Linked DNA regions of Homo sapiens: regions 2, 3, 4 and 5 are each linked to region 1. The links are chromatin loops, found by intact Hi-C in ENCODE. Cell type or tissue: heart right ventricle. All regions are shown on one strand. Each heading gives the region's core, and the rest is flanking DNA. Links, peaks and the distances in the headings are about the cores only.

What was found. Hi-C counts contacts between places; a loop is a spot of excess contacts. Peaks named below come from ENCODE experiments on the same cell type or tissue, not always from the same donor. Only the 100,000 strongest peaks of a DNase experiment are listed, where the experiment ranks them.
Region 2: a loop joins it to region 1, with 13 times the contacts of the local background. A loop is called at or near these places in 49 of 110 quality-filtered maps.
Region 3: it touches region 1 in a loop (3-fold over the local background); 2 of 110 quality-filtered maps call a loop at or near these places.
Region 4: it touches region 1 in a loop (8-fold over the local background); 41 of 110 quality-filtered maps call a loop at or near these places.
Region 5: a loop joins it to region 1, with 5 times the contacts of the local background. A loop is called at or near these places in 49 of 110 quality-filtered maps.

What each region holds. Positions count from the first base shown.
Region 1 is chr12:98,395,240-98,399,239 of GRCh38, forward strand. No RefSeq gene overlaps it. Among named protein-coding and RNA genes, the nearest start is that of TRD-GTC1-1, 110 kb to the right of the region's middle. RefSeq lists an enhancer at 3,613-4,000. In heart right ventricle, for the core only: a CTCF peak has its summit at 2,470 (motif pointing left); a DNase peak (open chromatin) is centred at 2,462; H3K4me3 peaks cover 954 bases; H3K27ac peaks cover 556 bases.
Region 2 is chr12:96,574,726-96,580,965 of GRCh38, forward strand. CFAP54 (cilia and flagella associated protein 54) reads left to right here. Exons shown (of 68, transcript NM_001306084.2): 20 at 1,860-2,036; 21 at 5,872-5,964; 22 at 6,195-6,240. Among named protein-coding and RNA genes, the nearest start is that of CFAP54, 88 kb to the left of the region's middle. In heart right ventricle, for the core only: a CTCF peak has its summit at 3,986 (motif pointing right); no DNase peak of the experiment used is centred there.
Region 3 is chr12:98,153,392-98,157,391 of GRCh38, forward strand. No RefSeq gene overlaps it. Among named protein-coding and RNA genes, the nearest start is that of MIR4303, 160 kb to the left of the region's middle. In heart right ventricle, for the core only: a CTCF peak has its summit at 1,644 (motif pointing left); no DNase peak of the experiment used is centred there.
Region 4 is chr12:96,983,534-96,987,533 of GRCh38, forward strand. No RefSeq gene overlaps it. Among named protein-coding and RNA genes, the nearest start is that of NEDD1, 78 kb to the left of the region's middle. RefSeq lists a silencer at 2,017-2,236. In heart right ventricle, for the core only: CTCF peaks have their summits at 2,120 (motif pointing left), 2,321 and 3,601 (motif pointing right); a DNase peak (open chromatin) is centred at 2,131; H3K4me3 peaks cover 835 bases; H3K27me3 peaks cover 1,812 bases.
Region 5 is chr12:96,583,373-96,587,372 of GRCh38, forward strand. The region is part of intron 22 of CFAP54 (cilia and flagella associated protein 54); the gene reads left to right. Among named protein-coding and RNA genes, the nearest start is that of CFAP54, 96 kb to the left of the region's middle. In heart right ventricle, for the core only: no CTCF peak of the experiment used is centred there; no DNase peak of the experiment used is centred there.

The DNA of each region.
Region 1 (4,000 bases), core at 1-4,000:
CTCCAGCCTGGGGGACAGAGCGAGACTCCATCTCAAAAAAAAAAAAAAAAAGTGCAAAAATTAGCCAGGCATGATGGCACATGTCTGTAGTCCCAGCTACTTGGGAGGCTGAGGCAGGAGAATCACTTGAACCCAGGAGGCAGAGGTTGCAGTGAGCCAAGATCGTGCCATTGCACTCTAGCCTGGGCAGCAGAGTGAGACTTGGTCTCAAAAAAAAAAAAAAAATTATTTGAAGCCTAGCATTCTATTCCAACCAAATGATGAGTCTAACGTGAGGATAGAATACTGACATTCTCACACAAGCAAGGTTCAGCTTGTATCTCCTATGCATTATCTCTTAGGAAGTTACTGAAGGATTAGGCTTTTGCAAAAGGAGAGAGAGAAAGCAAAAAGAGGAAGACAGGGTTTTTAGAAAAGTGACCCACCAAAGAAGAGTGGTGGAGGGAAGTCCAAGGGAGAGAGCTGTGAAGCAGGCCATGGGGGAAACAGTGGGACAGAGGACTAATTATCCGATTGTTTTTGATTTGGGGAGAGGGAGGCACAGCTGGCTGCCTACCCACAGCCATTTCCCCCTTTGTACATGCCACTGGATTTTGTTTGGGCAGCAATCTGCCCAGCTCCCATGGATGAACTGAGACTGGCCTAAACCTTACACTAAGACTTAGTTTTAATTTTAAAACACACACATCAGAGCCTAGTAAATTCCTATGCAGAAATGTGAAATCTCCAAGTAATGTTTTTTCTGCCACCTTTTGAGAGCCCCTTAACCTCATGCAGCCCCAGAGGGAAGAACACAGCTTCATTTTAGGAGTAAACAAGAATCTAATTTTAGAAATCCTCCAAGATGTTGACCTTTGTATTGGGATCTGTCAGTCTAAGACCCTGGGTCTTGGATGGGTTATTATAAATTAAAATCTAATACACCTTCCTTCTCTCTGGATCTATAATGCCTCATTCCATCAGCAACGTCCAGCTTAGGTGTGCAGTACAGCCCCATGAGGTAGATTGTTGTGGTTGCCAACAATTCATCTAATAAAGGCATGTGACCAATTCTGGCTTATGAGATATAGGGCAAGACTTCAAGAGGATTCTAAGAAAGAATGTGATCCCTAGTCAAAGAACAACAGAAGGCAAAGGTTCAGTTTTGGCTCCTGCCATCCTCCTTCCTGCTTCCTACTTATGTAGAATAAGAACATGCTCCTTGGAAGTGCAACAGGGGTCTTGGGACCACCAGAAGAGATCTGGCCAACATATTGAGGATGGTGAAAAAAAAAAGACAGGGACAGCCGGGTCTACATCCACCTCTAAATCTACCCCGGAACCACCTACAGCCATGATTCTTATTTTATGAGATGATTCTATGTCTTTGTTTTTTGTTGTTGTTGTTTGGGGGCTTTGGGGGGTTTATTTGTTTTGTTTCTGTTTATGGTTTTGAGACGGAATGTTGCTCTGTGGCCCAGCCTGAAATGCAGTGGCGCAATATCAGCTCACTGCAACCCCCGCCTCCCAGGTTCAAGCGATTCTCCCACCTCAGCCTCCCGAGTAGCTGAGATTACAGGCACGCGCCACCACACCCGGCTAATTTTTTTGTATTTTTAGTAGAAACAGGGTTTCACCATGTTGGCCAGGCTGGTCTCAAACTCCTGACCTCAGGTGATCCACCCGCCTTGGCCTCCCAAAGTTCTGGGATTACAGGCATGAGCCACCGAGCCTGGCCATCTTTGTTATTTAAGCTATTGTTAGTTGTGTGTTTTGTAACTTGAGGCCAAAAGCATCTTAGCTGGTATGAAAAATACCACGGACAGGCTTTGTTATGTGAGAACATCTGTTTAAAAAAAAAAAAAAAACTAACAATGGGTACCTTGAAATCTGAGCAGATAAAAATGAGACCATCATTTACTCCACGAGGAATGGCCAATGAACTTGTGGAAAGATGTTCAGCCTCACAGGTAAAATAGAAACACAAAATTGAAATCACATTTAGATACCATTTTATGCCCATGATACTGGAAAAAACAAATAATAAAAATCTGACCGTTCCAGAAAAACCCTCAGGCAGCAGGTAGGCAGGGAAGGGAACCTCGGGGCTGTGGCTGTCAGTGGCCCAGGAAGCCAAATTTGCAGAGTTTCCTTTTGATGCCACCTGCCGCTCGGTCTGAGGCTTCCCTCGGCTTCCTCTCCACTTTCCTCATCCCTGACTGAGCCCCAGGCAGAAGCTGCGAACTCGAACCGGCTTTGGAAACATACACATGTAACCACATTCTCACCCTTTTGAATTTAATTCCACAGTATAATTAAGCACATATACTGCACACGCACGGCTATAATACCAGCTGTCGCTTCAATTTGAAAGTGTACATTAAATAAATCCAAGTAAGAGGCAACAATCTCTGAGCCTTAGGCCTTGGGGAGGAGCCACTCGGCAGTCCCGCGGAATGAACATTCCGTGTGACACACTGCCACCCAGTGGCCACAATGGAGACTGTCAGAACCAGGAAACTGATCCGCGCTTTGGTTGTCCTTGGACCTGAAGCGCCTTGCAAATGCTCGGAAATATTCTGAACCAAATTGAGTTGAATTAAATGTAATTGTGCCGGGCGTGGTGGCTCACGCTTGTAATACCAACACTTCGGGAGGGCGAGGCGGGCGGATCATCTGAGGTCAGGAGTTCAAGACCAGCCTGGCAACATGGTGAAACCTCGTCTCTACTAAAAATACAAAAAAATTAGCCGGGTGTGATGGCGCACGCCTGTAGTCCCAGCTACTCGGGAGGCTGAGGTGGGAGACTCTCCTGAACCTGGGAGGCGGAGGTTGCAGTGAGCCGAGATCGCACCACCGCACTCCAGCCTGAGCTACAGAGCCAGACTCCATCTCAAAAAAAAAATGTAATTGAGTTGGAGTAAAGTGAAGGGAATTGAATTAGCATAAAATGAACAGGGGTATGTTGGGACAAAGACCAGGGTTTGGTGAACTGTTCCTAAACCCATGCAAGCACTGTATACTTTAGGCCAAAGGGAAGCATCCTCTCTGCATCTTGCACCAAGGAGAGAGTTTTGTCAGAAAAGATCTCAAAAAAGTCAGGTGTCCGTGTATGTTCTGGCTAAATGAAGGTCAGATATCGTCCACCAGGTCTACAGTATAAAGCCAGTTTCTAATACTTTACAAATAAATACTGAATAAACAAATACAGGCCAGGAGCGGTGGCTCATGCCTATAATCCCAGCACTTTGGGAGGCCAAGGCAGGCGGATCACCTGAGGTCAGAAGTTTGAGACCAGCCTGGGCAACATGGTGAAACCCCATCTCTACTAAAAATACAAAAATTAGTCGGGCATGGTGGTGCACGCCTGTAATCCCAGCTGCTCGAGAGGCTGAGGCAGGAGAATCGCTTGAACCCGGGAGGCAGAGTTTGCAGTGAGCCGAGATCACGCCACTGCACTCCAGCCTGAACGACACAGTGAGACTCCATCTCAAAAAGTAAATACAGAAATAAACAAACATGTGCAAACAAAATATGAACTCAAACCTTAATAAACAGGCCGAAATGAAAGGAACAACTCCTCAACTGCCACCATCAGTCTTGGGAGCCCCTTCCTTGGTGTCCAGCTGCACCTAGAACCCTCAACTCCCATTCCAGCTATTTCTGCCTTGTGTCGTGGCGGCAGGTTTAAAGACCTCTCCCCACTTTGGGTTGTGAACTCCTACATTTTCTTAGCACCATGCCCATCATATAACAGACAAGAAATGGGAGGGAGGAAGGGAGGAAGGGAGGAAGGGAGGCAGGCATCCTTACTGTAGCACTGATATATAATTTCAACAGAAACCATTTCTGTCTGTTTTGACACAGGCCTGTGGTCCCCTAAACAGAGCTTCTGCCATTTTCGTGAGGCTTTCTGGCTGTAGGGGTGATCACAGTTACAAGCTGCCCAAGTTCTTATTTGGCTTCAAAGAGATCCCCATTTTTCTTTTGCTTTTTGTTTAATTTGGTCTACTTTCTTCCT
Region 2 (6,240 bases), core at 1,812-5,811, 1.8 Mb before region 1:
CAGTTCATTATTTTGTTAGTATATTGTTAGAGTGAATGTATTAGTATTTTATGTATTTTATTTAAGGTGTCTGCATTTGTATTTGTGAAATGACTGGTCTGTGTTTTTATGTGTAGTTGTTTTTCAGACGGTTATCAAAGTTAAAATAGTTTTATAACATTATTTGAGAGGATATCTGTTTCTCTCTGTATTTGGAAACATTTAAAATGGCATAGGAATGATCAGTTCTTTGAGATTTAAAATATTTTGTTTATGAACTCATTTGAGCCTGACACTTTTATATGAAACAATTTTTGGGTAACATTTCTAGTTTCTTTGAACATTATTATTTCTGTGTTTAGGTTCCTGCTTTTTGAGTCAGTTTGCTGATTTTGTATTTTCATCCCTAATGACTAATGACGTTGAACATCTTTTCATGTGCTTATTGGCTATTTGTGTCTTTTCTGGAGAAATGTGTATTCACATTCTTTGCCCATATTTAAAAGGAGTTATTTTCCTTTTTATTATTGAGTTATAAAAATTCTCAGTTATAACAGTGTATATAAGTGCTGAATACAAGTCTTTTATCAGATACATGATTTGAAAACATTTTCTCCCATTCTGTAGGCTGTCTTTTCACTTTCTTAATGGTATCCTTTGAAACACAAATGCTTTTGATTTTGATGAAGTCCACCTTATCTACTTTTTCCTTTGTCAGTGTGCTTTCGGTGTTCCAGAACACTTTAAGTGAAAGCGTAATAATAATAATAGTTCTGATATGGCAAAACAGAATGTTCCAGAGTGCTTAAAATGAAAGAAAGAGGAGGAGGAGTAGTAATCACAATCATAATCATAATCAATGTCTAACATTTATTGACTGCTTACTCTGTTCCAAACACTAAGCATTTTAAATGCATCATTGCATTGAATCTTCCAAACACCATTGTGTAACTCAAGGTCACAAAGATTTGGTCATATATTTTCTTCTAAGGGTTTTATAATCTTAGCTCTTACATCTGAATGCATATTTCATTTTAAGTTAATATTTGCCTATGGTGTGAAGTAGGAGTTGAACTTTATTCTTTTGCATGTAATGTCCAATTGTCCTAGCACCATTTGTAGAAAAGACTATTCTTTCTTTATCAACACTTTAATTTTAATCTTTACATGGGTTTTTACTTAGAGCTCAGTTAGAGAGTCTTTGCCTTTTAATTTAAAAGGAATTGTAACCCATTTACATGCATTATTATTATTGCTTATGTATTTAGCCCTACTTTTGAAATGTTATTTAGGTCTGATTTTTATATTTCTCTTTTGTTTTATGTGTTATCTCTCTGCATATAACCTTTTTAAAAAGTGGTTGCCTTTCCATCAGCTTCACAGAATATGGTTTTTCTATTTTATTTCTTCTTGCTGATAAAAAGAAACTCTCAATAATATTTATTTCATAAACCACATATACCAATATTCTTATTATTTGAGAGTCACACTTCAGCTGAATTAGGGTAGCTGTGTAATTCATCAGCATAAATGCAGATGATTATGGTATGAACCTTTTAGGGAAAATGAAATGTGGTAGATATTCAAAAGGTTCAATTTAAAAATGTACTACCTCATATTCATGTATGATAATAATGATAAACATATAAGATACACAAATATAATGCCATTGGTGATCATGATTAACCTTATCTAGTAGGCATCTTTTACTTTTGCAAAATCATTAAATAGTTGAAATATATATGTATATATTTGAGCCTCTGAGGCTTGAAAAACTGCATATAAAAATATAACATTGTTTAACATCACTAGAATTCTATAAACGTAAATAGAGTTCAAGCTCTTGACATATATTTTTCTATTTTCATATTTCATTATAGGAAGCATATTCCTTAATTCAGAGGATTGAAGCTGAACAAAATGCCCTATATTCCTATCAGAAATATTTGGAAAGTTCAAAAAGAAAGAAAAGCAGAGTCCCCCCTCCACCTATCCTGCTGTCTCGAACTCATTGTTCTGTGACACTCAAACCTGCTCCATTTACTTCAGAGGTTAAGGTATGGTGTCCAGTAAAATTTTTGCCTCATGCAAAGCAACATAAGTACTTTTATAACTACCATGATTCATACTTTGATTGCTTTTAGGAACTGGATAGTCTTATTCATAAGCACTGAACACTGGATTAATATTCCAATGTCTTATCTATACTTAGTTTCTCCATGACTTGTTGCCCCTTATGCTGTTATATTTATGATATGCTCTGTATTGCATTGCTATACCCAAATATATTGTTAGGAGAAACAGTAGAGAAGCACCTCCTTGTAAGTATCCTTGTCACCATGACACACCATATGCTGACATCCTCGTGTGCTCAAGATGGAAGTCTCACTTGAAGTGGAATCAGACATTTGAAGAGGGTAGAAGTTACTTCAGAGCCAGTGATGGTATGAGGCAGCAGAGTGTGTAAAATTTAGGGGTGATGAGTCTAGAGGTTCTGCCCAAAGTCCTTCCAAGTAACTGTAGATTCTTTCAACACAAGCAAAGGACAATTCCAACCATATTATAAACCATACATCTTTGTGTATTTATTGGAAGGTGAGCTTTTTCTCCCATCCCTGATGCCTCAGAACTTGGCCTATATGTGACTAAAACTTGAGATTCAGTTTCTTCACAAGAATTTGGTTCTACCTAATTTATATTTTACAAACTACACTTTCCTCTTTGGGATGATCAACAACATGCTCTTTGATGTTACATAAAAATAAAGTTTTATCTTTGTATCTTTGATTCTCTTTAGGATGTTCTGCTTGAAGTTATGTCAACTTGGTATAGTAGAGAGAACATAGGCTTTGGAGTCAGACAGATTTAGGTTTATAATTCTAGCTCCAACCTTTCCTGGAAGTCTGACCTTAAGAAAGCTAAATACATTTCCTGAGTTTTTTTTTTCATTTGGAAAGTGTGTTTATTGTGAAAATTAAATGAGATAATATATAATATTCTTGGCATATTAGCTGATATCTTTCCACTTCTTGTATTAAATGTTAAGTAGTAAAGCTTACTCAAAACAAGTAATGGGCTAAGCGCGATGGCTCAAGCCTGTAATCCCAGTACTTTGGGAGGCTGAGGCAGGCAGATTACCTGAGGTCAGGGGTTCGAGACCATCCTGGCCAACATGGTAAAACCCTGTCTTTACTAAAAATATAAAAAATTAGCTGGGCGTTGTGGCAGGTACCTGTAATCCCAGCTACTCAGGAGGCTGAGGCAGGAGAATCGCTTGAACCTGGGAGGTGGAGGTTGCAGTGAGCCGAGATCACGCCATGACATTCCAGCCTGGGAGACAGAGCGAAATACTATCTAAAAAAACAAAAAATAATGAAATGATAGACTGTGATTACATTATTTGGTAATATTTTTTGTGGATTCTGTCCAATGAGCATTTATTGAGTGCCTGTAATCTGTCAAGCTCTGTGCGAGGTAATTGAGGTATAAAGATAAATATGGATTAAATGTGCTTGCATACTTTGAGCAGCTTCAGGAATGGCAAATGGACATCAGTGAGAACTGATGACAACCTTCATAGTGCTTTATAATTGTGAGAGGAGGGGAATAGAAGTGACATTCATCTTATACCTAACTGTGCTATGACAGATGCATTACTGCTGTTGATACTGGTTTTAAAGTTAAACTTTGGATTTTTGGAATCTGTTTAAGAATAGAGCTTCACTGATTTTGGAAAATTAGTGCAGAACTAAGACCACGTGCTTTACTAAGAGTTTTTGTTTGCTTTTGTTCAAATATTTGGGTTTCTTTAACCAAAATCTTATTCTGTATGTACTTTAATTTAATGATTAGTTTATTTCATTTCATAATTCTTGGAAATAGGAAGATATAAGAGTCTCATATTTGGCCTATAGTTTTAGGACTCATCAATGAGGACGTTATAGGAAGTTTATGTGTATTACGTTCATTTAGAGAGTTCCAGGAAATTATCACCATCTGTTACCTTCTCATCAGCACTAGATGGTGCTATGGGCTTAAATAAGTTTTCTGGGTTGAGGCTTCAGCCATCTTTTGTTTTCTCAAAATCTCTTGTTGAGGCATTCATTTCATTAAAATCTACTTTTGTAGTTGAAAATGCTAATGTTATTTATATTACGTATAAACTGTTCTAAAGTTAGTACTGATTTGTTCATGATGTCTCTACCCTTATGTAGATTCTAATTACACATTGTTTCTTAGAGTTACATAAACTGATATGTCTTCATCTGTGGAACAAAATAAAAATATAAAGCCTGCTTGTAAAAATGCTTTTAGAGAGAATTTTACCCTCCAAATTCTGGTTTATATAATAGAACTTGGAGCAATAGTGATATAAATCATAGAACATAGTCTTTCTGCCTTTTTTCTTCTTTGAAAAATAGTATCTTTTTGCATGGGAAATCAAAGGAAGTTAGTTTTGCATTTTTTTTTTCTGAGATTCATCTGATTTTTTTTTTCTACCCTATTCTCCAGCTTCAGGTTCCTTCTGTGTTCTCTTTGTCCTGTTCTGCCTTTGACTAGTGCTTTTTAATCAGTTGTGCATATCACAGTCACCTGAGAAATGTTCTTTGGAAAGACAAAGATGCGGAAACTTGCATCAGAAATTCTAATTCATTGAAGCTAGACAGGCTTGGGTATCTGTAATTTACAAAAATGGTTCATTCTGTACAAATTTGTATTTTAAAGAAGTAATTCTGGAGCACAGTCAGTGTTGAGAACCACTTGTGTCAATTGGACATAGTTAGTATTTTTCTGTTGACCTGAAGGAAGGAGTAGCAGGCACAAGCTGTAAGACGTAGTTGTATTTAGAGACAATTGTATTTTTTTTAGAGGCAATTGTATTTTTCCTTCTTTCTAGCTTGCCTTGTAGTTTAGGAGTTGCCTCTGGGAAGAAGGTAATGACACAGTCATGACCCCTATAACCCTCAGCAGTATGGCTTGTTCATAATACTACCCCGTCAGGTGTCACCTAGCTCCCTTTTTCTCTGTAGGGAGAATAGTTCATTCCAATAATGAATCTTCATTATCTTGACACCTCGGCGAAAGGATCATTGTCTAACTATTTAATCAAGGTTAAATTTTGTTGTTTCTGTGGGATTTATATTTTATGTTTGATTTATGTCTAATGTTTTTATTTAAAATATAAAATTAAACTAAATATAAAAATTATCAAAGTAATATCATGTTTCAGAAAATGTATAAATTGGAGAAAAAAATTGGCCCATTATTTACCTATCATCTTACCATTTTATCATCCAAATCCTACTGCTGTTCTTATTTAGGGGTGTTTTCTTCTAGGCTTTTTCATATGTATTTTTATATTTTATTTAAAATAATATATTTTAGTATCTTGCTTCTCTTTCCACTTGCTTTTTTTGTCATACATTATCATGTAAAATATGAAAATCACTTGAGTGTTAATCTTTTTTTTTACATCAAGACAAAGTCATTTTAGGAGTCAACCCTGCCACTATCTGTCTGATCTTAGGCAAAGTTATTTAACATCTCTGCATCTCCATTTCCTGTGAAGCAAAATGACAATAGTAATCCCATCTCATAGAGTTGTGCATATTAGAAAATATCTGTAAATTTCCTAACAGTACTTAGCAGTAGGAACTGTTCAATTAATGGTGGTTAAAATAATTAATAATGAATAATATCTTAGTCTTAATTGCCTCAGTAAACTAGCTAAGGTTACTTTTACTCTTTAAAGATTAAACCTAAGTATATTTGTAAACTTGGATTTCATGTTTTAAAACCTGAATCATTACATTTTTATTTAGAAAAGTATTTTTTTTGTTACATTGATATAAAAGAATGCCTTTTAAACAGGCTCATTTTTCTCGTCGGCAGGTCTCCTGGTACTGCATTTTGGGTTGCAAAGCAGAAGGAAGTTATGGAAAAGTACGGCTAAACAATAATCATCTCCCAAATTCAGGAGAAGCGGTACGTCAAATTAAACATCAGGAAATCTTACTGAAGCCTTTAATGATAATTAAATTTTTAAATGAAGTCATTGTTTTGGTGAATCTCTCTAATTTCCACCTGAATCATAACTAAAATCCAACAATGAAAGAAAAAGGTTTTTTTTTAATAGAAGGTTTACTTAATTGTATTTTAAAAGTCATGTTATTTTAATTTTTCATGTATAACTTGAAATATATTTTTCTTAATAGATACCAGCTGACGGTAAAAGTGTTTTTGAAGTGAAAGGTTTAGAAA
Region 3 (4,000 bases), core at 1-4,000, 240 kb before region 1:
GGAGATGGTATTGCTAAAGTTCAAGAACCGAGGAAGCCAGGTAGAAATAGAAACCATGTAGAAGACTGCCCTGCGGGATCTGGGGCCACAGACAATGGGACTATCCAGTGGGTCTATGTGGAAACAGCTGACACCAAAGAGGACCAGCATTGCTGGGGTTGCCCCAAGAAACAAGGAGGGACAATGGAAAATACCCTGGCTTCTCCCTTTTTCTAGTTCTCAAATCTCCCTCCACAGCCTCCTATCAGTACAACCCACACAAAAGCAGATTGGCTGAGGAGTTTGGGAAATATACTTTGTTTTGTATGAGAAGGGTGGAGAATGGATTTGAAAACAAGCAGGCAAGTGACCAGCACATTCACCAACCCCATGAAAGTTTCCTCCCAACTGGTCTCTTGGTTTTCATTCTTGCTGCCCTCCCATCTTTTCTCTAAGTTGAGATCTCTTTAAATGGATTCTCATCACTTCCCTTCTTCTACCCTTCAGAGGCTTTCTATCACTTTGAGGATAAAATCTAAACTCTCTACCACAGTCTACAAGCCCCTGTGTGGTCCTTCGTCTGCCCATCTTCCCAGCCTAATTTCAGTCACTCTTCCCCTCACTCACTGAGCAACAACCCCATGAGCTGTCTTCTACTCCCTCCAATGTGTCAAACTGCAGGCCCTTCACACCTGTCCTTCCATATGTCTGGAAAGATCTATTCCTCCTGCTTTGGCTAAATGCTACTTTGTCCTATGGCTTTCAGCTTACAAGTCATTTCTTGGGAGGGGCTTTCCCAGACCTTCCCCATTTCAGTTAGATGCAACTTTTGTGGTCTTAATCCCCATATGTTTCCTTCATGGCACTTAACAATATTGATAGGAATATATTTGCTTGTGTCTCTATTTTTTTTTTTAACATTGGCTTGCCACTTGTCTGGAACCTGAACAGTGGGGATCTCACCGAGTCTTGTCCCTGAGGTGGCTGCTGCATCTAGCTCCATGCCTGGCACAGATAGGTGCCCACTAAAGAATGGTAGAGGATAAACACAGAGGGACAGTATGATGAAAGCATGTTATTTAATTCATAAGCTTTTCCAAAGTCCATCTGGTCTCCGTTCTGCCCCTTCATTGAGAAACCCAGGAACTAACCATCTTTGAATAAAGTCTCCCCAATGGTAAATAGATTTGCAAAGCTGCTATTGCTAAATTGAGCTTCAAGGATACATTTTTTTGACTTCTGTGTTTGGAAGGACAAAAAGTTCATCATGTCCTTTAGAGAATAACTCTTGCTGAGAAGACAGGAGAATTCTGAAGCTGCCGGTTACCTTTGCGCAACAACATGTGAAAAAGCTTCCCCCTTTTTATTTCCAGTCAACACTGTAGCTTGTCCTTATTTTTTGTGTGTGACTATGATTTTGTTATGCTTTGTAATGTGCATTTAGTAACATAAGGATATCACAGTATGTTTATGTTACTCATAAAAGACCATACCATTCTTTCTGGATGTGAGCACATTTTTAAAAAAAAGAAAGAAAGAAAGAAAGAAACAAAACAAACAACAACAACAACAAAAATCTCTTTTAAGTAGGTTTTGTTTTTCAAACAGGAAAGCCTACTGGTTTAATACAAGTTAAGGACACGTCCAGGGTTGTAACCACGGCCCCTCCTTGTGGCAAAACACATGCAATGACTCCACATACCATCTCTATTATATCCGCTCTATCTAACCTTTATCAGCAAACCAACAGAGGAGCACCCTACCCAGGCAATCTTTGTCTGGAATTTCAGCCATGGCTTTGAGACATTTCTCATCGTTTCCTTACCACACTCCCCAAAGCATTTTCTTAGTGGGGCAGCCCTCAAGTCTTTAATTCCAGCTTGTTATTTCTCTTCTTACAGAGCTAAGCGTGTTATTAATAACAGCAACGAAAAAATTAAGTATGGTGTGCACACTAATCTAAAATTTTGAGCTGGCAATTAGTTGGAGTGAAATGCAATTAGATGTTTTCCTTCAAGTCCTAATTTACATGCTGGAAAACATGGGCAGCCTTTGCAAGTAATTGCAAAAATAAGCCCTGCTTTTTGTGTCTGTGTACAAATACGAAGCTCCCCAGCACACCTGCCTTTGCCTAAATAGAATAGAGTCCCAGGGGTCTCCTTGCTTTATGATCACTGAGATATACAGCAGAAAAGGAACTGATCAGCCTTTAGGTGAAAATGTGTTTTCTCTCCACTGCAGAAATTTAGTATTAATTGACATTGACATAACCCATGGAGAACTGGGGTGCATAAATAAGTCTGACAGTTTTTCCATGTAACCCCATGAGGTGAATTGAGGCTCTTCAGAGCTGCAGCACCCCTTTGTGTGCACTCAGAGTAATAGCTGATACAATTCAATCCGTTAAACACTTCATGAGCATCTACCCTATACAACACTACTAGGAGCCCTGGAGGAAACATATCAAATGAGATACTGTTGACATCTTCAAGAGGGTACAGTCTAGTAGACCAGACAAGACACACACACAAATATCACCAACGGATGGGCTCCATGGGTATAGAGAGGTTACACCCCTGGCAGCTGCACCTCAGTGTCTCCTGAGGAACAAGAAGTGGAGGTGTCTCAGCAAATATATCAGCACCCCAAGAAAAAATCTAGTTTCAGCTCAAAGCTCAATCAAGAAGTTATTCTTGTAATACAAGGATATGGAGGGGGAACTTCCTATCATTGCAGAAAAGCAAAGTACAGAAAGAGGAAAGTAGGGTGATTTTGCAGAACATAAAAGCAAAGGAAAAATCCAGGACTATGTGTTTTCTGCAGAAAGCATTAGGGCTCTGATAGAAGTAAGCAACATCTTAGTACAGATAAGTGTTCAAAACAAGGAGTTACACATAGAATCCAAGAGCCAGTAGAACTTGGATGATACAAAGAGGAAAAAATAAAGAAGCCAGCACAGAACAGAAACCTTTCTGCTGGCCACACCACTGAGCATTTTATTAATTCCTTAGTGAGGAGAAAATTAGCAAACATCAGAATCCTCCCCATATATAATGTATAAGTCCTTATTTATAAGTAATTTTGCCTTCTAACTCCACATGGTTCTCATTTCATAGCATGGGTTCAGTTATTATTTAATTATCCTTACCCCATATTGTTTCAAAAATAATTTAAAGCAACTAACATTTTTATTTTCTTCATAAAGTCCCAAGATAAAGAGCTCCTTTTAGATAGTGTCATATACACAAAATCTAAACTGAGGAACCCCATCTGATGGCAGTGATTATGACACCTTGTAAAATGACACAAGTGTCAGGACTTTGTTGTGCCTGAGTGCACCATAGATTACAAAAATGCAAAGTGCTGTAGTCAGGATACAAACAAAGAAAAGAAGTAATTGCAGCTGGAGAGACCAGGAAGAGCCTCATGTGGGAAGTACCGCTTGCAGGATGGATGGGAGTGTAGGAAGAGAGGCATTCCTGACATAGAGAATAGTGTGTGCAAAGACATGGAGGTAGGAAAGGACCTGACTGTGCACATTTTAGAAAAGAAGAAAACAGAGAAATGCTTTGTCATTTATGTTCTCAATTTTTTTAAAGTCCTTGCTCTTGTTCTATATCAGGAATACTCAGGAGATGAAAAATAGCACAGAACCTTTTTCCCTGTGACAGACGATGAGATGCTAATGGAGCCAGCCTCACACTAGGTGAAGGTCCATTGCATAGGGTTATGGGTTATGATGGGATTTCAGAGTGAATATTCTTCTTAAAAATATTCTTACATCCTTATATTTGGCTTACCTTGAATTTCTCTACAGGAGCAAAATGTTTCATTTTACAACTGGCAATAGTGTTTTAAAGGCAAATACTCTTAGAAAAGGCCACAGAGGCCGGGCGTGTGGTGGTTCATGCCTGTAATCCCAGCACTTTGGGAGGCCAAGGCAGGCAGATCACCTGAGGTCAGGAGTTCGAGACCAGCCTGGCCAACATGGTGAAACCCTGCCTCTACTAAAAATACAAAA
Region 4 (4,000 bases), core at 1-4,000, 1.4 Mb before region 1:
ATGATGGGACTAGGGCCCTTATAAGAAGAGAACGGAGAGAGAGAATCTCTCCCTCTGTCATGTGAGGATACAGTGACAAGAGGTCCCTCTGCAAAGCGGGAAGAAGGCCCTCAATAAAAACCCAACTGGATGGCCCTTAGGGAACCTCGATCCTGGACCTCCCATCCTCCAGAACTGTGAGAAAGAAATGTTTCTTTTGCCCCCGATGAATGACACTTGTTATAGCAGTCTGAAATGACTAAGCCACCTATGTAATCCCCTCCCATATGAATATGATGGGATACCACTCCCATGCTTAGGTTCCTCATCAGTGGATTTTGGATTGAACTAATCAAAAAGGAGATGATCAAATAAGGTGAGTTTTAAAAGAGAGATTGGGAGAGCATGAGGGAAAAGAGCTCATGCATGCTGGGCTTTATATCTAGGTGACGGGTTGATAGGTGCAGCAAACCACCATGGCACAAGTTTAACCATGTAAAAAACCTGCACATCCTGCACATGTACCCTGGAACATAAAAAATAAAATAAAATAAAACATTAAAAGCAAAAAAAAAAAAAAAAGAGAGAGAGAGATTGGGAGTGTGAGAGGGTCTATAGAAGGGACCATATGGCAAGGACCAGAGTGGCCTCTTGGAGCGGAGAGTAATCCTTGGCCAACAGCTAGCAAGACAGTGAGACCTCAGCCATACAACCTCAAGGAGATAACTTCTGCTAATAACCTGAGGGACCATAGAAGTGCCCATTTACCTAGTGTAGCCTCCTGATGACTATGCAGCTAGCCAACACCTTTAGTGCAGCTTCGTGACACCTTGCAAGAAGAACCTGGTGCCCAGATACCTGATCCACAAACACTGTGTGATAGTTAATATGTGGTATTTTAAACTGAATTTGTGGTAATTTGCTACATAGCAATGGAAGACGAATACGTCTTTATAAAATTTATTTTAAAGAAGAAATCAGTCTCAGCTGGGCTAGATAGAAAAAGGAGACAGACTCTGTCTTTCTTCAGACGCGGTTTGAGAAGTTAATACCTTAAAACACTTAATAGTGAGTTGAAAGGAACATTCCCATTTGTCCAGGGTCTGTTTTTACAAAGATACGACTCCCTTCAGTAGTTTAAGTTGTCATCTCTGATCAGTTCCTTTGAGGGAGAATTCCAAGGGAAAGCTTTTTGGTTTCCTGAAACCATTGGAAACCCGTAAACATACCTAAAAAGTGGGAAGGGGGAAGCTAACACCGAGAATGTCATTGAAAGCTTTTAATGAGGAAGATCTGTGCTGGAGATTGGCCCCTGAGCAGGTCCGCATCTCTCTTAGCTGAAAGACGTTTCATTTTTCTTGGGAAAGTGGCCAGTCTTTCAAAGATGCAAGGCCCCTTCCAGAAGGAAAGTTACCTTGAAGGTTCCACTCCAGCCCCAGTGCTATTTGCTTTATAGGTGGCAAGGTTTTGTCCCTTCCATTACTTCCACCCTCCTCTAGGGATTCAAGGTACGCGCTTATTCAACCACATCATTCATTCATCAAACTCTCATTGAGCTATTAACGTAAAGCAGGCTGTGCTCAGCTCTAGGGGACCAGGAATGAACTAAACCCCTGTATTGCAGAAGGAGGAAGCACTTGATGTCGACACTAGCACGTCATAATAATTAATAAGCACCAACATTTTCCGAGGGCTGAGCGTGTCCTAGGAGGTGGGCTAAGAGGACCCACATGCCAAGCCCTGTTTATGCTACCCCAGGTGAATCCCATTCAAATGTACTTTCCAAAAGGGCAGAAGCTGGGTCTAATTTGATTGCTAAGGGACCCCTTGTGTCTCCACTATGCTTGGGACACGGTGAAGACCTCAAAGTGTATTTCTTGCCAATGAATGAATGAATGAATATACGATCATAACTGATAACTGTGGCTTAGATATTAGTGTTATGACCATTTCCTTTGATGAGGAACCTGAGGCTTCAGACCAGTTAAATAATTCATCCTCGATAGCCAAAACCCAGATTCTCTCCCCCATCAGACCACACTGCCATCTCCCTGGCTCTACCGGGCACCCCACCTGGAACCTAAGCCCACAGCAGCGCGGGCTGCGGGCGGCGAGGCTCGCCGCGGGCGCCCTCTGTCGGCGCTCGGTTGGAGGCGCAGCGGCCCCGCGAGCAGACGCGCAGGTGAGCGGACCCGCGCTGGGGTGCGGGGCAGGTGCGCGGCCCTGGGGGACAAGGAGGGGGAGAGGGGCGAGGGCTAACCACGTCGGCCCCAAACTAGCTGCCTGTCTTTAAATGTTTGCTTTCATATTTGGAAGTGCTGAGCGGGCACTTCAGTGCGACCTGGATATCACCTGTGGGTTTCAGGGCAGTCATCCTTGAGACCTCTTGTTCCTCGGGAGACCTCTTGGCCTCTTTAAGGAGCCAGGGGTCGGCGGCGCACTTAGGGGAGAAGGAGCAGGAGAACTTGAGTTAAGAATTGCCCCCCGGATTGGAACCAGAGGTAGCGGGAAGCCAGCAAGGGCGAGGCTCTTTCTAGGAACTCTAGGTCCACCGCTTGCCTTTGGGGAAGAGGGAGGAAGGGGCCTTGGGGCGTGAAGTTGCCTTTGGGACATCAGCCAGAGCCTGCGACGCAAGCGCGGCCCAAATGACTGGGAAGCCGGAACCTTCGCTCCTTCGTTCCGAACCTTCTTTGTTCCAGTCCCGCCTGGCAGCGCAGGCCGTGCACTCCCCGCGCTTCCGGGAACCTGTTTGCTTAAGATAATCGCATCCCACTGATATTTGGGTTATTCTCCTTCATGCCGAAGTAATTAGACTCTCCACCGGTGTGGCACCCTTACTTAATTCTTCTAATTTCTTTAAAAACACAACATTCGCCCACATCCAAGGCAAAATTTACAATCAAGAAGATCCCTTCTTTCTTTAAAAGTGGCGGCTTTGTTCTGCTTTTAACATCAAGTAAAATCTACTTTGGGGAAGGTTTTTCGCTCCCCCCACCCGCATAATTATTTCTATTATTTATCTTTTATTTGGCCTATTGAAATTCTGAGCACACAAAGCCAACTTTATTAATTTCTCTCTCTAAAATTCCATCAAGAAATATTTATCTTTTACTCTTCCCATTGGAATAATATATTCCCTAGATGGTGAAATATAGCTCCATTTATTAGGAATCAGGTATAAAAAAACAGATAGAAAAAGCAGAGGTGGTGAATTATTCTAAAAAGATAGGACAAAAAAAATCAGTTGCCTCTGAGAGTTGGGGGAAGTGGGATGGGAAGAGGCTAGGCCATAGCTCCACGCATTTCACCGAAAGCAGTTTTGAGGATATTTGATTTGGAACCACTGTTCTTTCTTTTCATAATATTCAGCATGTTCCTAATCATTGTATTCCAGATATTGAACACAAGCTTTTAATCCCGTCTACCAAAATGTTTTGTGCCCATTTGAACACTTTTAAATTGAAATTCTAAATTAGTATTCATTGAAAACTGGTTTGACACAAAGAAAGGATCATGAATGAAACCTTCTAAGCCTTCTTTGCATTTCCAAGTGCGTGTTCAATTCTTTAGGAAAGTCATTGTTGTTGGTTTAGGGAGATTTACTCAATTCCCAAGTGCCACCTCCAGAGGGCACAGCTGTCTCAAAAAAAATTTGTTGGTTTTTTTTTTTCTTTTTTTTTTTTTTTTTTGAGTTTCTACAGTTTTACCCAAGCTGTTGAGTAAGGGGTCTCTATAGTCTATAATTGTGATTCCTGGTTTCCAAACTGGAAATACTTTTATTTAATATATTTAATATTTATTTAGATGTTATGGAAATCTATTATTTGCAAACAACTATGTAACATTTATAATATTTTATTTAAAAAAATGAAAAATTAAACCAAATGTTGTTTATTTGCCCCTGACTTAAAAATCTCTAATTCTCCTCAGTTTTAACTCCAGAGTCCAGCAAACAGCACCCATTATTTTTTTAATGTATTTAAAAGTTTATTTGCCTGACTTTATATTCCCAAGAGGTTGC
Region 5 (4,000 bases), core at 1-4,000, 1.8 Mb before region 1:
TGATTTTAGGCAAATTGGTCTCAATTTTCCTATCTGTAAAATGGATGTAAGACAAAATGCCATATTTGAGTGAATTGTTGAACTACCAAATCAAGTAGTGAGTGGGCACAATGGCTTACTGAGATAAGAAAAGGAGGAATATCGTTTATTTAAGAACTACTGTGTACCAGGCATTTAAAATTTATTATTCCACTTATTATAATAACTCCATGAGGTAGTATGATTACTTTTCTTTTATAGTTGAAGGAACAGATTAATTTAATCCTTCCTCTGCCAAACCCACTGTATCCCTAAAAGGGTGTCTCAGGGAGGTTAAGAAATGTACCCAAGGTTGCTCAGGTAGCAGATGTCAAGCCTGACACTTGGACCAGCTCATGCCTTTGGACTGCTCTGTCCAGGTTCCAGGAAGTCATGTATTGGACACCTAACATGTGCCAAGTCTCCTAGAGCCTGCATCTCTCCAATCTATTAAGTGACCCTCTGCTCCTTAGAGAGCTCCTCTTCTCTTTAACCCTCTTCCTTCCCTTTCACTGTCTTTACCTCTTCCTCTATCAATTTTCTTTTTATTCTCTCCCTGTGTTGGTGTTAATCAGCAGGTCTTCATGATCTGTATTGGCAGTAGAGTTTGATGTTGGAACATGAATGCTTTGTCAGCAATCACGATGGTGGCAGGTGAAGGGGAAATGAAGTTCACACGACTCCCACTTTGTATGTGAATTCATTAAAACCCATTATTAATCAAAACTCCTTTTATTAATAATGGTTTGTCTTTTGTCTATTTTATTTTTCATTCAAATAAAAAAAAAATAGGCCCAGTGTAGTGGCTCACGCCTGTAATCCCAGCACTTTGGCAGGCTGAGGGAGGCAGATTGCTTGAGGTCAGGAGTTCAAGACCAGCCTGGGCAACATGGCGAAACCCTGTCTCTATTAAAAATACAAAAATTAGCCAGATGTGGTGGCACGCACCTGTAATCCCAGCTACTTAGGAGGCTGAGGTGGGAGGATTGCTTGGGCCCAGGAGGTGGAGGTTGCAGTGAGCCAAGATTATGCCACTGCATTTCAGCCTGAGTGACAGAGCGAGACCCTGTCTTAAAAACAACAACAATAACAACAAAAAGAGTTTTAACTCTTCTTTTCCCTCTCATCCTCTAACTGAAGATTACCACTCTTTCCACTCATCTATTATTTATGGATGAATCATTTAGTCAATGTTTATCTTGTGCCAAGTTATATGCTAGATGTCATCACTTCATCCTTTGAAATATGTTTTTTTTTTTTATCAATCTCATTACAATGACAGTAATACTTGTTTAGATAATTCTGACTTATAGTTTCAGTTAAAACCCTGATTGCAAGTCATGGAACCAGCTCAGCTTGGGGTAATGCAGCTAGGCCCTGGGAATGCAGCAGAGTCCAAGCAGCTCTAGGTCTCATACTTCTGGTTCACCCTGTGCGTCTGCTTTCTTGTATTTTTCTCTAAACATTAGCTTTCATTACTTCTCCATCTTTGGAGGAAAGGTGGCAGTTCCTGAGTTTTTATATATCCCTCAATTTAAGCTATAAATGGAGATCAGCTGACTAGCCTCTAACTGTGGCTCCAAATTCCTGGGAAAGAGAATGTGATTGGCCCACCCAGTATAATAAAGAGTCTGATCTCTCTCTCTCTCTTTTTTTTTTTTTCTTGAAATGATCTTACTCTGTTGCCCAGGCTGGAATGCCGCTGATCTCATTTTCGATGTTTGACAACTGACTTGTGACTTGTTTTTATTTTTTTGACTTCTTTTTATTATTTATTTATTTTTCTTTGAGTTGGAGTCTCACTCTGTTGCCCAGGCTGGAGTGCAGTGGTGCGATCTCAGCTTACTGCAACCTCCACCTCCCGTGTTCAAGCCATTCTCCTGCCTCAGCCTCCTGTGTAGCTGGGATTACAGGCGTGTGCCACCATACCTGGCTAATTTTTGTATTTTTAGAAGAGATAGGATTTCATCATGTTGTTTGAAAACGTTAGGGCTTTTACTCTAGCTGTTCCTTCTGCAAATGCTCTTCCCCCAGAGAGCCATTCCCTCATCTCCTTCAAGTCTCTGCTTAAATCTCACCTTCCTTGATCACCCTATTTAATATTGTAATCTACCTTCCATTCCCCCACTTCACAGACCTAAGACTGGTCACGAACTCCTGACCTCAGGTGATCTGCCCACATTGGCCTCCCAAGGTGCTGGGATTACAGGCATGAGCCACAGCGCCTGGCTGCAACTTGTTTTTAAACCTCACCCTTCTTTTTGCCTTTGGCCCCACATCTGGGCAGGATGATAAGAAGGCCTATGAGCTCTCCTTTTTATTTTGTGGCAGCAGGAAATTTAAACCTTACAGCCAGCATGGACTTTCCCCAGTCCTATCTCTCAACTCCTATGAAGGCCCAACCTGCTTTCTCCCTCTGCTTTGCCCAAGCCAGCCCAGACAGTCATGTGCCTGCCAAGCTTTCCCAAGAAGTCCCTTGTGTAAGCAATATACTTTCTCTCAAATTTTCCTGCTGTATGGAGTGTCATCAGTCTTAACATCAGAACCACACTTTGGATGGGGGCCCATCTTGCTTTGCAGGGGAGTCTCTAACAACCTTGTTATAGTCTAGTACAACTGCTGGGTGTCCTTCTCTGTGGGTAGAGGGATATTATCAGGAAAAGAGGATTTTTAAATTCACTCAACACATTATTTGAGTGCTTACTCTGTGCCAGGCATTGCCCCAGGTTAGTGACTCTAAAACTTGAGTGCACATAGGAATGACTTGGAGTACTGGTTAAGCAGATTGCTGGATGCCACTGCCAGAGTTTATGATTCACTAGGCCTGAGTTTGGGTCTGGGAATTTGCATTTCTAACAAGTTCCTGGGTGATGCTGAGGCCCAGGGACCATACTTTGAGAACTGCTGTTCTAAGCAACGTGAACAGAATGCCATGGTAGGAGATAGGTAATAAACAATGACCACAGTAAACAAGTAAATTATCTAGTATTTCAGAAGATAATGAATGCTATGGAAAAACCAAGTGGAGTATGTAAAACGAATTGGAAATGTGAAGTAGGGGAATGGAAGGTAGATTACAATATTAAATAGGGTGATCAAGGAAGGCGAGATTTAAGTAGAGACTTGAAGGAGATGAGGGAATGGCTCTCTGGGGGAAGAGCATTTACAGAAGGAACAGCTAGAGCAAAAGCCCTAAGGTTTTCAGAAGTGTACCTGGTATGCTTGGTAAACAGCAGGAAGCTTGTGTGACTGGAGCAGAGGGACCCATGGAGAGTAAAAGGGACAGGTCAAAGAGCTAAGGTGTGAGTGGGTAGATGGGGAGCAGATCATGAAAAGACTTCCAGGGCATTACAGGGACTTTGGCTTTTGACTTGAGTGAAGTGGACAGCGATTGGACAGTTTGGAGTAGTGGTATGATGTAACGTGACTCCTGTTTTTAAAGGTTCACCCTGGCTGCTACATTGGAAATAGAACGTAAGGGGGTAGAGTGGCAGCACCATCCACTGCTGTAACCCAGTGAGAGGTGAAGGTGGCTTGGCCAGTGTGCTGGTAGCTGATGTGGTGAGAAGTAGTCAGTGTTTGGACATGTTTTGAAGGAGGAGCTAACAAGAGTCCATAAAGAGAAAAATAAAAGATGACCCTAAGGTATTAGCTGACCAATTGAAAGGACAGAGTTGACATCAACTGAGTTGTGGAAGGCTGTGGGTGGTGGAGGTTCGGGGGAGTGGGAGATCAGTTCAGTTCCAGGCATGTTGAGGTAAGGTGTTTAGTATATATGGAGAGAATTGTTGAGTAGTCAGTTAGATGTATGAATCTGGAGTTTGGGGAAGGGGTCTGGGCAGGAGAGGGATTTGAGAGTGATAAAACTATAGGACTAGGTGGTATCAATAAGAAATGAGGGTAGACAGAAAAGAGGAGCAGTTCACAGAGTGAACCCTGGGGCATACCAATATAAAGAGGTTGAGGAAAAGAAGTAAAAGGA